Linked DNA regions of Homo sapiens: region 2 is linked to region 1. A link is a loop called in an ENCODE intact Hi-C map of the cell type or tissue named here. Cell type or tissue: ascending aorta. All regions are shown on one strand. Each heading gives the region's core, and the rest is flanking DNA. Links, peaks and the distances in the headings are about the cores only.

Evidence for each region. Peaks named below come from ENCODE experiments on the same cell type or tissue, not always from the same donor. Only the 100,000 strongest peaks of a DNase experiment are listed, where the experiment ranks them.
Region 2: it touches region 1 in a loop (4-fold over the local background); 2 of 110 quality-filtered maps call a loop at or near these places.

What each region holds. Positions count from the first base shown.
Region 1 is chr3:36,369,648-36,377,994 of GRCh38, forward strand. All of the region lies in intron 2 of LOC124906227 (a long non-coding RNA gene), which reads right to left. Among named protein-coding and RNA genes, the nearest start is that of STAC, 6.7 kb to the right of the region's middle. In ascending aorta, for the core only: no CTCF peak of the experiment used is centred there; a DNase peak (open chromatin) is centred at 3,654; H3K27ac peaks cover 2,014 bases.
Region 2 is chr3:36,645,771-36,654,117 of GRCh38, forward strand. No RefSeq gene overlaps it. Among named protein-coding and RNA genes, the nearest start is that of DCLK3, 110 kb to the right of the region's middle. In ascending aorta, for the core only: no CTCF peak of the experiment used is centred there; a DNase peak (open chromatin) is centred at 3,030; H3K27ac peaks cover 2,090 bases.

The DNA.
Region 1 (8,347 bases), core at 331-8,330:
CTTGTTGCCCAGGCTGGAGTGCAATGGCTCAATCTTGGTGCACTGCAACCTCCACCTCCCAGGTACAAGCAATTCTCCTGTCTCAGCCTCCCAAGTAGCTCAGATTACAGGCATGAGCCACCACATCTGGCTAAAAAGCTTTGTCAGGTAATTCTAACAACTCTGTCATTTCTGTTGGTATCTATTTATTGCTTTTTTTTTCATTCCATTTGCTATCTTCCAGTTTCTTTATATAATGAATACTTTTATTGAAACATGGACAATTTTGTATTATGTCACGAGACTCTGAATCTTATCTTTACTTTTAGCTGGCTTTCTCTGACACTGCTCTTGCAGAGGAAGTGGGGCAGGTACCACCTTGTTACAGCCAGGTGGAGGCTGAAGTCCAGATCCTCTAGGGGAGGATGGCCTTTATTACTGTTGGGTAAAGATGAAAGTCTCACTCCTCACTGGTCTCCACTGACACTATAGGTGGGCCTTATTATAAGCTGGTGGGGATTAAAGACCTGATTCCCTACTTTTTTTGAGGTGCCTCTTTATACCCTAATGAGTGTGAAAATTTGGGTTCCCCATTTAGCCTATACTGGTATAGGTCGGGGTAGAACCATGGTGTTTTCTGCATGTTTGGCTGGAATACAGCAATTGTTGTCTGTAAGTTTCTCTCTTGCTTGCCTGCTCCCTTTTTTGGTCCATTGGCTAAAGAGAGCAGGCTTTTGCTAGTGCTTTTTTTGTCTGTTCCCACTGGCATTTCTGGGTTGCAAGCTTCTTCATCTCCAAGTCTGGGATATATAAGGCAAAAAGAAAATCCAGGGAACTCACCAATGTGTCATCCCTTGGGTCCTGAAAGCACATATGAGTGCATTCTTCTTCTCTCCACTTTCTTCAGTCTGCCTTTTAGAGTCTTGTTATGTCAGTTTTATACATAACGTCAAGGGATTTTAATTGTCCTTAGACAATTAAAGAGCTAGGGAAAAATATGTCTGCCCCTTCTACTAACAAGCAGGGGTCTACTCACTTTTATTTGGGTTATCTACATCTTATCAAATTTTTAGGTAAATGTTTAGGTTTTATTGAAATATATCTGCAGAAAAGCTCACAAATGAATTACCACCACCAAAAGTGAGGTGATGGCAGTTTACTAGCACCCTAGAAAGCTATAGTGTTTCTTCCCAGTTATAAATTATCTATCCCTCTTCCCCAAAGATAATCATTGTCATCACATCTAATGCTAGGGATTAGTGGGGATATTTTTGAACGTTATGTATATTATATAATACAATATGAACTCTTCTGTGTTGACTTTTTTAACTATGTTTGTGAGAGTAACTGAATGACCGATGACCACGTGACAAAGTGTTAAACTTCATTAATCATCAGCAAAATGCAAATAAAGTCGCAGTGATAAAATTAAAAATAATGACTGTATAAGTGTTGAAGAAAACAACTGGAATCCTTAATTTACACTTACATGTTAGCATCAAAAGTCATGTACAAGAATGTTCATAGTAGCACTATTCATGATAAGCTGAAAATAGAAACAATTCAGCTGTTCATCAACACACAGTGGATGAAAGAAATCATGGCAGATCCAAACAATAGAATTCTACACAACAATGAAAGAGAAAACATTCAACAACATGAGTATTCAATGATTTTTAAATACTGTTGCACATTTTACTTTTAATGTAGTTTTAAAAATCAAACTATGTTTCCTGAAAGAGGAAATATAGGCTGGGATCAGTGGCTTACGCCTGTAATCCCAGCACTATGGGAGGCCAAGGCGGGTGGATCACCTAAGGTCAGGAGTTCAAGATCAGCCTGACCAACATGGTGAAACCCCATCTCTACTAAAAATACAAAAATTAGCCAGGCATGATGGCAGGTGCTTATAATCTCAGCTACTCGGGAGGCTGAGGCAGGGTAATCACTTGAACCTGGGAAGCAGAGGGTGCAGTGAGCCGAAATCACGCCACTGCACTCCAGCCTGGGTGACAGAGCAAGACTCCATCTTAAAAAAAAAAAGAAAGAAAGAAAGAGGAAATATGCCATAGTGCAATATGTTGAATGCAATTTAAAACACTTTTAATTCCACATATTTTTAAAATATGCATGAATGTCTACGATATACATTTTTAAAACATTATAGTGAGTATCATTTGAAGGAAGGGGATTTTGAGTGAGGATGAGAGTAAATTTGGAACTGCTAATTAAATAAGTTAAAAGGAGAAATGGGATTGCAAGGACTAATTTTGACAGTGCAATGAATAACTCAATTCTGGGTCCTTTCAATATCTCCAACGTAATAACACTAAATATAAATAAATAGCCAACACAGCATACCACAAGAAAACATAAGCTGGATATATACCAATCTTAAGATGCCAGGAATGACCTACCTCTTCTCTTTCTGAAAAACTGCCATTACCTTTCACTATTAACTTCTTTCTTTGGTAAATCCTCCCTGGACCCCTCAGTTCAATTAGCCCTTTCTTTTCCAGATTCCCACAGCTGTCTCTTCATACCTGTGATGATTATTATTATTACTATTTTGAGATGGAGTCTCGCTCTGTCGCCAAGGCCAAATTGCAGTGGCGTGGTCTCAGCTCACTGCAGCCCCTACCTCCCAGATTCCAGCGATTCTCCTGCCTCAGCCTCCTGGGTAGCTGGGATTACAGCCATGTGCTATCATGCCCAGCTAATTTTTTTTATTTTTAGTAGAGACAGGGTTTCACCATGTTGGCCAGGCTGGTCTCAAACTCCTGATCTCAGGTGATCCACCCGCCTCGGCCTCCCAAAGTGCTAGGATTATAGGCATGAGTCACTGAGCCCAGCCTACCTGTGGTTATTTGTCCTAAATTCTGCCTTTCTAATGAAGCTGAATTTTCCTTTGGGTCAGGGAATCTGCATATACTTGCCTATATTCCTAAAACTAATAAAGCACCTAGTATACAGCAGCCCTTGGCAAATTTTGATGAATAAATTGGTGAATAAAACAAGGACTTCATTCATTAGACATCTACACCTTATTTCATAACAATCTCAAATATCTTAAGCTGAATACTAACTCCTTGACCTCATGACCACACAAGAGGTAGAAACAACAGGACATGGTGACTCACTACATAAGTGGTTGAGGAAAAGTGAATGGAAAAATAGGGCATATTTTTTTATTTAAAATATGGGTATTTATCTCATTTCATCCATTAGCACTGTAATTGCATTCTAGGGAACTCAGCAATTCTGTGCAATACAGAGTTGGTATCCAGGCTGGGCTTCCTCAAATTACTGAGCCATTTGCTTGGTAGACTTTGGCATTTTGGCAGCTTACATTTTAGGGATGAAACAGGACCAAGATGCAGTCAAAAACCTCCTCAGAAGGTCTGCCTGAATAACAACTGCATTCATACTATCTCCCACTGTACCCTCTATCTGATAAGCTATCATTATGAACTATTTTTAACTATTATTATTGTTTGAAGAGACAAAAATCTCCAATATTTTTTTGGCCAGTTCTGCAAGAACAAAGGTAGATTAAACATAGGTATGTTTCTTAAGTCTGGGCTTTATGGGTAAGTTTGCCTCAGCTATGGAGGGAAGAAACTTGGTATTTAAGGCTTAAAGCTTGAGTCATCTTTTCCAGGCCAATTGTCAAGTGCCTGATGGATGGTTCATGGCTGCCAAGGGAGCAATTGGAGAAACATAGAGGGTTATAGGAGGCAGAAAGACAAAGCAGTCATATAACCCCCATCCTGAAAAATATAGTAGAAAGAATTTTTGAGATTCATTTGCTGCCAGCATGGCTCTACAAACTTTTGGAACATATTTCAAAGTAAGTACAAAGCATTATGTATAAAGAGCATCAACTATTATCCATTTTTGCTGGAATTCCTGTTCTTTGTTTTGAAAGGCAATTCTACTGCTCACTTTTAGGAACTTCATTTAAGATACATAATGATTAAGTGGGATATTCATAATCCTTTAGAGGTTGTAAATGTGCAAGCTATATGTGTGTTTAAATTTTAGGGCCCCATATACACAACGGGTTTCTGTGTCAAAGAGAACCAGAGTTCTCTGTGTCTGGCTTCCCGGAATGGAGATTCTATGTGTGTCTCTCAGAGCTCTGAATTTTGGCTCCTTTTTACTCTGTGACCCATTTAACCCTCCAGCAATCCCTATGATGCTTTTTCCCCCCTCCCCCCCGCTATTACTAGTTAAAACAGTAGCATTCCTCCCAGGCTGACTGAGATCCAAGTTTCCTCAAGGGCCATTTGTAAAAGTACTTAAAACTATTATTCAAAGCATTTTTCTGGCTCTAATCTTTCCCTTTTTTCAAGCATTGCCCATATGATCAGTAAATGTTACTCCCAAAGGAAAAAAAAATAAAACTGTGGAACCAGAACTGAACAAAGCCTGCACATGCACACCTCCATGTTTGTACTGACACCATGCATTTCGCTCAAGATTCTTTGCTTCCCCTTATCCTTCCAGAAAAATCATAGTCACCCTTCAAATTCCACTGGAACCTTCTCCAGCATCCTTTCCGTTTGGTGAACCTTATCCTTTCCCTGCACATGCTCTCAAATCATGTTGTGCAGACCTCTTGCACAACAGTGATCACACTGAGTTTTACTGTTTGCTTAGGTACTGTGAGAAGCCTGAGGTTTAGAGTCTGAAGATGCGGGCTAGACTCCCCACTCTGCACTTACCATATTCCATTAGGGAAGTCATAAACCCTCTCAGGCTTCTGATTACCTCATCTACAGAATGGGTCTAATAGTACTTACCTTGCCAGGTTGCTATTTAGAAAGAGACAATGAGTTTCTAATTGCTCTCTAACAGTTCCTGGAAAAAAGCATAAATGATCCCTCATAAATAAATTACTGTGCATCTATTCAGGGGAAAACACACAGTCATTAGAAAAGGATGATATATACTTATATTTTTTGACACAGAACTATCTCTATGATATATTACTAAAGGGAAAGGATGTTACAAAAATGCTTAATGTCCTGAGATCATTTTATGTAAATACGAATAAATACAAATGTAAAATGTACCCATATATGCATGCACATCTAGAAGGAAGTTCACTAAAATGCTATTTTACCAATAAGTGGTGGAATTTTAGAAGACTTTAAATTTCTTCAGTATTCTTGAATACTGCTTGACTAATGGTAAAGCTATTTGCAAAAGAATTTTAGAGATACTATGCATAATATCAAAATTAATTTGAAAACTTGGAAAAGAAAGCTGTGCAGCTAGTAGTTTGGTCAAATATTTCAAAGCTGAATAAAACAATGACCAATGGGATTGGTGAGCAAGTAAACTGACATTAGTTCATTGTGTCACATATTAATTGACTTTGGGCAAGTACTTAATCTATTTATGTTTTGATTTTCCCATCTCCAAAATAGTTTTTTATTAGATCTACAAGCTCCTCTACAACACTGACATTTTGTCATTCATCAATTCATTAATTTAACAAATATTCACTTATTATATGAGCACCTAAGCATCAGGGATATATGGTGAAGAGGAAAGATGAGGCCTTTGACCTCATGAAGCTTACACTCTAGATGACATCAAATAAGGAAAGAAAGAAACAGTGCTTTCAGATGGTGGGCACTGAGGTCCAAAACATGCGAAGAGCTGGTCATAGGGAATAGTGGGGATCCCTCAGATACAGAGAACTCAAGCACTAAAACTTGGTGAGAGACCAGGCATTTTTGAGGAGCAATAAGACCAGGGTTGGCTGGATCATACACCTCTTAAACTATTACCCTAAACTCATAGAATAAGAAAATATAAAGCTAAATGTTAATTACTGGTCAAAGGACCAAAATATATAGGATGAATTTACTTTATATGCATTTCCAAGAAATTTTAGATATTTGCTACTTCTAAATTCTAAACAAAAGCTATTACCAGTTTTAGCAATGTAGAATACATCTAATTTTGACATTGTATATGTATTTGACTATAATAAATAGTAAATCCAACTCAAATCAAATACATTTGCCCAAAATCATATGGATGGTATTGATGACGATGATAACAGTAGTATCAGATCCTATTTTGATTAGGCATTCATTCTTACAGAAACTCTACGAAATAGGGACTATTATCCCATTTTTGACTTAAGGAAATTGAAGCTGAGAGAGATTAAATCAATTGTCTAAGATCTCACTGCTTTTAAGTGGAAGAGCTGGGATGTTTGGATTTTAGGTTCCTGGCCTTTTCCACTAAATATAGAATAAAGATTCAAGCCATCCTCTTTCTCACAGAGGCTATAACCAGTTAGAAGTAGCCATACATTTTAGAGAAAAGGGATAAGTCTTAACCCATAAGGTAAACAGCTATATGAGGATTGGGCCTTGTTACCTTACCTTTTTCTGGGAACCTCCAGTGGACATAACTCGAATGCAGACAAACAGTGCTTTACAATGTGATCAACTATTATTGTTGTTATTATTACTAATTGGTGCTTAGAAAAACAAGTTAAGGATGCTTAAGCTGTATCTGATTTGCCCTCACAAAAATGAGTCTCCCAATTAAATTATTAGCTTTGATTCTGAGAAGAGACCAATCATGAATTGCTATGAGACCATAACGAAGCCTAGCATTAGCAGCTGTTCAAAGTAAGAGGTGGTGGTGGTTGCGGTAGTGTCAGTGGTTAGACTTTGGGCAAAGCATTTGGTTTCTCTAAGCTTGAAGGCAGATCCATTAGGCTGGATCTAGAGGGTGACAAGTGATGCTAATAGTGGATGCCAGCTGGGCCCAGTGGCTCACGCCTGTAATCCCAGTACTTTGGGAGGCCGAGGCAGGCGGATCACGAGGTCAAGAGATGGAAACCATCCTGGTCAACATGGTGAAACTCCATCTCTACTAAAAATACAAAAATTAGCTGGGCTTGGTGGCACATGCCTGTAGTCCCAGCTACTCGGGAGGCTGAGGTAGGAGAATCACTTGAACCTGGGAGGGAGAGGTTGCAGTGAGCCGAGATCGCGCCACTGCACTCCAGCCTAGGTGACAGAGCAAGACTCCGTCTCAAAATAAAATAAAATAAAATAAAAAATAAAAAAAAGTGGATGCCTCTTGCTTACATTTGTCTAGACTTCTTGGCTATCATCTCCAAAGTGTAGAGATGCTCATTATTTACTTTTAAGACAAAAGAATGGAATGGACCACTCTTCATTATTTGGGAACTTGCCCTGTGCCTTCTATTATGCCTCTGGCTCTCAATTTGCATTGCTCCTAATCTTTAAGGCCTGCTGCCTTTTCAGGACATCCGGGTTCTGCTGTTGCCTAGGTGGCAGCAAACCAGAGCGGCCAAAACTTGGCCCAGGAGCAGGATATAACTGAGTCCTTCCTAAACTGTAGAACCTAGGATAATTTTCTTTATCTTGCTAAGGTTTCATAGGGATTAAATGAAAGAACAAATATACAATGTCTATGATGTATTAGAAACCCAATACATGTTAGCTATTATTGTTATCAGCAACCTACGCCTTTCTCGTATACTGTGTTATATTGTGTATCCATCATGACTCTGATGCATCACGCATGGAGAGCCATCCCTTCCTTGAGATCCTCTCCTTTATCCTCAACAGTTCTCCATATTATCTTCCCTCTTCTTTTTTCTTGTTGTTCTTTTCTGTACCCTTCATAAGTATATCTGTTCTATTTAAGAAGTCTTACTAGTATCTTTTTACCAAATGGCTCTATAAGAAGCCAAGGTCCATAGGATGAAATCCAGTCTCTTTATACAAACTCAGAACAAAGAAATGAGAGAAGGTTAGCAGCATTACACAGTCTTCTGCTTAACGGTGTTTACTGTGAAAGGCCCTTGGATGCAATCAGGAGGAGGCCTTTGCCCTCTTTACAAATTAATGAACAAGTAAATGAACCAGAAGTGGGAGCTTCCAGTTCGAGTTTGTGCAGATAAATTTCTGTACACCTCACACTTCTGCTGGCTTGATATTTACCCAGAAACCAGAGTGAAATAGACCATGAAGGGGATCTACAAAAATCACAAAGCTACAGACTTGAGACTTAGAATAATTATTCACAACCTTTTTTCCTCAGGCTTTACCAGACTGCAGTAGAAATGAGAAATCTTGACAACCATAGCTAAAATGTCATAAAGCTTCTAAGGCAGAATTTCCAGTCTTCTGTGAGGTCTCACCTAAGCATTCCTGGGTGTCAGATGGGGTATCTCACACATAGCCATGAAAATGTACACTTCTGCTCAGGGATATCAATGCTTCATGAGGGGTACTCTGGGGATCACTTTGCTGGTCTACCATCTACTGACTCAAAGCACTGACAAATCCCATTGTTTTACAGA
Region 2 (8,347 bases), core at 13-8,012, 280 kb after region 1:
CAGATTGTTCATTTCTAGTGTATAGTAATTTTGTCTGTTTATCTTGCATGCTGCAAATTTGCTGAATTAATTGATTGACTCTAGTAGTTTTTGTGTGTATGTGGATTATTTGGAATTTTCTATGTATAGAACCACGTCATCTGGAAATAAAGATAGTTTATATTCTTTCTTTACTATTTCCTTTTTAAATTTCCTCTTTCTCTCTCTGAATTGTGAATGTCAAAATTCCCCAGGTCAGTCCTAGATGTGCAAAAGAAATGAAGAACAAAGGTCAATACATGAAGTTAAGACATACATCTAAAACACACAGTGTTTTAGCCTATAATGCCCCCTGGAAAGTAGAGCCTGAAACACAGGCTTGCATGCAATTTATTTTCAGGGGAGGAGAGTAGGAGACTAGGGAGAGCAAAACAGGAAAGGAGAGAAAGCCAAAAGATGGATTCTTCTTGACCAGGTTTCTTCTGTGAAAAACTGTATCTCAATCTCACCAGGCTTTCTGAGAAGCGAAGTAAAATGAATGCACCACAGAATTGTGCAAGTGAAGGGCAGAAAACAGGAGTAATAATTCAGTAGCTTCTGTCCCTAAATGATCATTAGCCTCCTCACACTCATGCATTCAGACTATGAGTGCATGAGTGCTGAGCCGGTTCCCACAAGAAGGAGGTGAGAGGATTAAGAAAATGTGCAATGAGGGATGAGAAGTGTTCAATATTTCTTATAACACTATCAGTCAGGTAAGCAGAGTTAAAGTTTTCTCAGGTTCTTGTTTTTTCTGGAATAAGCTAACAGTATTGTTTAGAATTTGATAAAGTAATGATTTTTAGAGTGACCACCAAAAGAACAGAAACACTCTATCACTTTTAAGTAAGAGAAAATGGAATTTTAAATATTCTTAAAGAAAAAATAGGGGATAGGACAATGATTATAACAAATAAAAAATACAAAATATGATAGCACATTTAAACTCAGATACATCCGTACATATAGTAAATGTAAATGAATTAAATTTCCAGTTTAAAAACAAAGATTATCAATTTCAAGTATAAAATAAATAAGCAGAAAAATTGTATCATTAGATATAAAAGTGATCAATATGTCATGTTACTAAATTAAAACACTTATTGTGGTCAAGATGTCAATCCTTCCCAAATTAACATACAAATTTAACATACTCTAATGTAGAAACAAATATTTTGGAAAAATTAACCAAATAATTTCAAATTAATCTGGAGAATATTCAAGAAAATTTTTAAGTGGAATAATAAGGAATGTTAAAAATATCTATCTACCAGAATAGACAAATAATTATGTGTGAATACTCATGTGTGAATACTGTTTGAGATTTCCAAATGCTTTACATTTTGTATCTCATTTGATCCACGTAATCAACCCTATAAACCAAACAGTAATTGTATACAGGAAGAATCTGAGGCTCAGAAAGATTACCTTGTGAAAAGCTATGCAGCAAATGACTGTGTTAAAGCTCAATTCTAGCTAAAACTCACTCCTGGTACAGTACTCAGGTCACATCTTATTTATAGGAGAGCAAGACAAATTGAAATTGAAGTGTGGGAAGTAGCTTTGGTTTATTAAAAGATGGCTTTCTTTTGAGCATGGAAATAGCAAAATATTGACACAATGAAAATATCAGCAACAATCTCAGGCAGAATTATTCTTTGGGTTTTTTAAATGTGACATTAATCAGCTACTTAGCAAAAACTTTAAGAGTTGGTTTCCCCCACATAATATTATGAAACTGTCACCTTTCCTATCTCTGTTAGAACCCTGGGTTGTTTTTTGTTTTGTTTTGTTTTGTTTTTGTACATCTCGTGCTACTATGACTCTTGTTTGTTTGCTTGTATTTATCCGCTTATGTTTAGAAAGCATTTGAGCTGGCTCAAGACTTCTGCCTTGCGCCAATCATATTTCTCTTGGTGTGCTTGCAGAATTGCCTGACACTTTCATCATCCCTATGATGTCAGCAACTACTTAAAGCTGATTTTGTGACCAGTCAACATATATCACAAGACTACATCAATATATAAACATATGAGTAAACAAATCTGTCCAGTTTTTAAAATTATGAAGGTTGATGTTATGATCACAATAATGACAATGATGATGCCTCTCCCCACAACATCAGAGCAGAACAAGCAATTTACTGGCTTCCTACAGAAAGCAAAAAGAGGAAACTATATAATTTGAACCTTTCTTTAGGGAATATGGTTCATACTCTCCAAATTTAAGCCAGCCCTGAGAGAGGTGAGCTGGAAAGTCTGTACATCCAGCAGACGTCTCTTGCAGAGGAGAATGAAAGCTGTTTCAGGACCATCAAATATTTCTGCTCAATAAAGGTTACAGTGTTTATCCTGGAATCAGATGCTAGATTTCTAAAGAATGAAATGTGAAAACACAGAAAATTGTTCAGTTAGACATTCACAATGAGCATCAAGGAACTTATGTACAATTTTTTTTCATGCTTGTCTCAAAAAAAATCCCATTTTTAGTTAAATGAATCTTTTACATAAGACTTAGAAACAAAATATACTATTTTACGTAGTGTCATATACAGTATTTGAATGTTTATCTTACATCTAAAAAACTTCAGAATTCTCGCATCTTTTTGCATAGCCAGTTTTCTTATGTAATATTGAGAAATGCAATTATGAGACTTCAAAGGAATTTCACGAAATCATGAATTCCTAAGACTCTGACTGCCTACCTCATGCATCTCATTTTTTCTCATCATTAGTTGTCTAAATATGTTTTATGTTAAAAATTATAGCAATAAGGGATGGGAACTTAAAAAGGAACCCACATTTTTCTTCTTATTAAAAAAAAAGTGAAGAATTATCTACCTCCTTGAAAGATCAAGCCATTCTATGAACTATCAACATCTGAAAAATCCTAAACCCCTTTTCAAACTCATTCATTTGTGTGTGACTCATTCACAGTAAATCTATGCCCGAACAGTTTTAGTCTTAACCAAATGTTGACCAAGCTGAAAGTATGCTAAAAGCTCTGCCAACTCGCACATATTTTTGACAACACAGACAGCCACAAATGTCACTTATGAGTAATCTTTTTATTACTTCTTGGCTAGTGATTACTCTCAAACTCCTTTGCCTATAAGATTGTGCTCATGCTTTTAATATTGGTTCTCTCCTCTTCCCCTTTCTGTTGGCCCTCATTAGTCCTTGCACACAGCATCAGTTCCTGATCTCAGTCCTAATGCCATCCTGATTAGTTCTCCTAACATCAGACAAATCCAGAGGCTGTCAACAGCCAATGGAGTTGGGAAATCATCTTTTCCAGATCTTCATTTTAAAGTAGGAAACCCTGATTTTACACAAAAAATGGATGGTATCCCATCCTCCAGCAAAGGCCAGCCTGCCCATCTGGTCCCCTGTGTAAGGGTCTCCTGAGTGCTTCGGTTTTTCTATTCCATTGAGGTATCCAGAACCAAGAGAGAAATTCTTCTCTGGCCCCAAGTGACACACAGACTGAGCCCTGCTTTCTTACTGCCTTCAAGACAGCCCTACATACCTGGACTATGTCCTGTTTCTGCTCATTCCATATGTTATTACAGAAGTCCTGTTTCTCCTCATTCCATCTGTTATTACAGCCAGAATGGTGAACTGATCCTTACATATTATCTGTGCTGCACCCACCTCATTTCCCAGAATCAGATTCTCTTCCAAGGTCCATGCCTGGCTTCAGTGAGAGTGGCCATGTTCTTGCTATGGCAGAGCTGAGTAGGCTGGACCTCAACAGGACCCAGGCCACTGTGTGTATGACATGTTGCCTCCGTGCTCCTGAGAGCAACCCCCATCCTCCCTCTTCATCTCTTCATCTACTCTTGGGGGCTCCCCTTCACCTCCAAGGAAGCTGCATATCTGGCATTACCTCCTCATCAGGAGCTACCATTTCCTCAGGAATCATCAGAGCACCTATTTCTAAGATAAAGTGACAGAGAGTATGTCTAACAAAAGAGAAATTGCACCCAACTTCAGGTATTAAACTTTAAGGTAATAGGCTCCTTAAAGCCCAAAATAAACAGCAGAGTTTCTTGGGGCATCAAATTCACTTAAAAGCAGTAACTTCAAATTTCTTATATATTAGAATAAAGGATGGATTACTGTGGAGTAAAATACAGAATGTATATTAATATTTAAAGATAAAATCTAAGACCTCTAGGAAATCTTTAAATTCAGGTGGAAAATATCAGCTTGACTCTAGACCACCCTCACATTACCTCCTCAACACGTAGGTGTAGACATTTATTCTTGCAGTTATTACTGAGAACGTCAGAGAGACATGCCTCTATGGTTGTTTTCTATCATTAAAGGGGGTTACTATTGGGCCAGGAGTAACTTTCATACTCTATAGATGCAGCCCTTTCTCCTCTGCCCCTTCCACTGACCATTTTCATGAGGTATTCCAGATGTTGTGCCTGCCAGAAGTTTGCAGGGCTGATGTGGTTTCACAGGATTTTCTTCTAGACTGACAAGGAGAAGTGGAATAATTTTTCTTGCATAGGTTCCAAAGAGATTGATATCTCAATAACAATTATGCATAACTACAATCTTTGTTGTTGTTATTATAAACAGAGCTACAATGAACATATTTATCATACTATCTGTGCTGACATCATAGTTATTTCTCTAAGAATAACAGAGGAAGTGGCTCTTTCTAAAAATATCAATTGACCTAATATTTTTATAAACTCCAGAACTAGGTCATGACTATTAGACATTATCTTATGCTGGAATGAAAAGTATTCATGAATACTGAGGTCATACTAAAGTTTATTAAGTGTTATCTCCAAGCCAGGCATGGTGGCTCATGCCTGTAATCCCAACACTTTGGGAGGTTGAGGTTGGAGGATCACTTGAACTCAGGAGTTCAAGACCAGCCTGGGCAACATAGAAGACCTCATCTCTACAAAAACTTAAAAAATTAGCCAGGCATGGTGTTGCACGACTATAGTCCCAGCTACTTGGGAAGCTGAGGTGGGAGGATTGACTGAGCCTGGGAGGTTGAAGCTGCAGTGAACTATAATAGCGTCACTGCACTCCAGCCTGGGTGACAGAGAGATACCCTGTTTCAAAAAAAAAAAAATGCGTTATCTGCAGATCGCCTGGCCACATGTGATCCAGCCCAAATCACTCAAACATCCCCCAAATAGACAATTAGAGAATGGTGAGGCAGGTGTAGAAGAAACAGATTTGGTTTCCAGTGCCAAGCCTACCACCCCTATGAATTCTGGCTACCCACAGACAGCATCTTTAATACACACATCTTAGCTCTAATACTAAAATCTAGCAGAATCATATAGATAAAATGCAAAGAGCAGTGTACCTGAGGGCCATAAGAGTAGCTGAAATTCAACAGACAAAATTATAACTTTCTTCCTCAAAATGTGGATTTTTAAAGAATATGAAATATTAATAGAAAATGTGTACGTAACCCATACAACAATGATAGTCAGCTAATACTTGTCTGGTTCTGTTGATGCTCAATGTACAAGTTCACAGTCTTGGTTTGATTAAGTCTGGGCATCACCCCACACCCATAAAAACCAAGGGAGTCTCAGTTACATGCAGGACCCCTTCCCTGCCCTGAGAGGACCTGCCGGATATGTACAGTGATGGAAAGAAGGCACTCAAGCTGACAGTGACTAAGCATCAATGTGCTGGTGCTTCACACTTGCTGACCATTTAATCCTCATGACCACCGTAAGTATTAATACTATTATCATCGCCTTCCAAATAAAAACACCAAAGGTCATGGTAAACATGAATTTGTTAAATATATATTGACTTGTAAACCCAAACATAACACATACCTGTGATTATAAAGGCTGACACATGAGGGCTTTCTAAGGTGCTCAAAAAGGAATAAATAGCTTGTGAGCACAGTTAATGACCCACTGAAACAGAGATCAATGCAGCAAGAGTTCAGAGAGGGGTTGCATTCTACCATGAAAAGTGATAGAAAAACCTAGAGTTCATAGAAATCTCACAGACGCTCTGTCTGCAGTCTTATTTAGGGCCAAATTGTGGCTCTAGACTTAACCAATAAAAGGTAACTCAAGTAATTTTTCAAAGTCAGTGCAAGCAGTACACTCAAAGCCCTGGCTCTGTTGTCTCTGAATTGCAACAGAAAAATAATTGTACCACATCTGTCACATCTTTGCAAATTAACAAATTTATAATCAGCAAAACTGAAGAGTGTTGCCCCCTCTGTTTCTCAAATCCCTGAGGAAATGCTAAGGAACAGAGGAATATGACACTAACTAATATATTTTGCAGAACAGCAAAATAACTCAATAGTATAATTTTTATTTTTGGATTGATTAAAGACATTACTCTTGCCTCAACAAGTTTCAGAAACTGGCCAGATGGATCATTTTCTCTCATTGCTCATAAACTACACACATTGCTGAATCTGTAATTCATAGAAACATATCATGGTGACCATCTTGTAAATGCCAATGCCAAGCTACCAGTCCCTTTCATTACATGCCGTAATTATGGATTAAATGATTTCATAAACATATTGGTTGTTTCAAAGTTGGCATGAGGCTGTCTTAGAGCCCCTGCAATCTGTCATCACTGTTAATGAGATATCAACCTTCTTGTAACCCAAGCAAAAAAAAAAAAAAAATTCTCTTTGAATGTCAGCCAGGGGAGAAAAAACCCTCCAGAACTTCTGCAAACTCTGCAACCTCCTCTCAAACACCATATCCAGAAAGTCTTCAGGAAAAGGGCCAGTGACATGATCAAATGACAAGGGCAACATCTGTGCAATATAAAATGTAGGCATTGATGATGTCTGGGATTCTTTCTTTCCTCACAGCAGCAAGGACCACCTTAAACAGGTGAAGCTCTTTGAAGAGGCTTCTTAATTTTCACTGAAGACCTTCTAATAGTAAAGAATAAACTCATACACTCAAGGATCTTGGAGGCATGGCTTCTAGATCTTACTATGATTTCAAAATGTCCTAGAAATCTTGTATAATATCTTTTGATTTTTATTATACACCTTGCATCCTATTTTACAATATGTCTAGGCTTAATTTAGTATTTAGGAAGCTTTGGAGATCTATTGGAAGATGGCAGATAGGAGGAAGAACTAGCTTGCAGATCCCACTTGGACAGACAAAGCAGTGTGCGGAGACTCACATAGTGAACTTTTGCTCTAAGAATGACACCAACATACCAGGAAAACTGAGAGAACCCATAACCCTTTGAAGGAACTGTATCACCACTGCAGATTCCTTGAGACATTGAAAAATGGTGAGTTGGCTTGCTTTCTCAGTGGGGAGGCTGGTGGCCTGCAGCAAGTTCTCAGCCCTGGTCACTGGCTGCCCTACTAGACTCAGTGCTGTTGTGGGGGCATGGTGGGAGTGAGACTAGCCTTTAGGACTGCAGGACACATGGAAGCACAGCAAGGCCTGTGACTACCAGCTTTCTCCAACTTCCCTGGTGACCTGTGTGACTCAGCAGAGGCAGCCATAAATCCTGTGAGAACATAACTCCACTGGACTGGGAACCACACCCCCATCCCTCACAGCAGCTGCAGCAAGCCCTGCCCAAGGAGAAACTGAGCTCAGACACAACTATCCCTGCCCCCACCTGGTGGTCTTTCTCTAGCTGCCCTGGTAGCTGAAGACAAAGGACATAATAGAGCTCTCTTGGGAGCTCTATGGCCCTACCCACCACCTGAGAAACTTGAATACTTAACCAGGTGACCCTAGGGCAAGTTTACTTCCTTCCTATAGTACCACAGGTGCTGCACTCTTGAAAGTGCCACCTCCTGGCTGGAAGCCAACCAATACAAAACCAGCACACTAAACAAAAATACAACCAAGGACCCTCACAGAGTCCATCCACTTCACTCCCCTGCTACCTCCACCAGAGTAGATGCTGGTATCCACTGCTGCAAGACCTGAAGACAGCTCACATCACAGGACTCTTTGCAGACACTCTCCAGTACCAGCCCAGAGACCAGTAGCTCCATTGGATGGCTAGACCCAGAAGAACAAAAACAATCACTGCAATTCAGCTCTCAGGAAGCTCCATTCCAAGGGGAAGGAGGAGAACACCACATCAAGGGAGCACCCTGTGGGACTAAAGAATCTGAACAGCAGCCCTTGAGTCCCATAACCTCCCTCTGACATAGCCGACCTAAATGAGAAGGAACCAGAAAAACAATACTGGTAATATGACAAAACAAGGTGCTTCAACACCCCCAAAAGATCACACCAGTTCACCAGCAATGGATCCAAACCAAGATGAAATTTCTGAATTGCCAGAAAAAAAATTTAGAAGGTCAATTATTA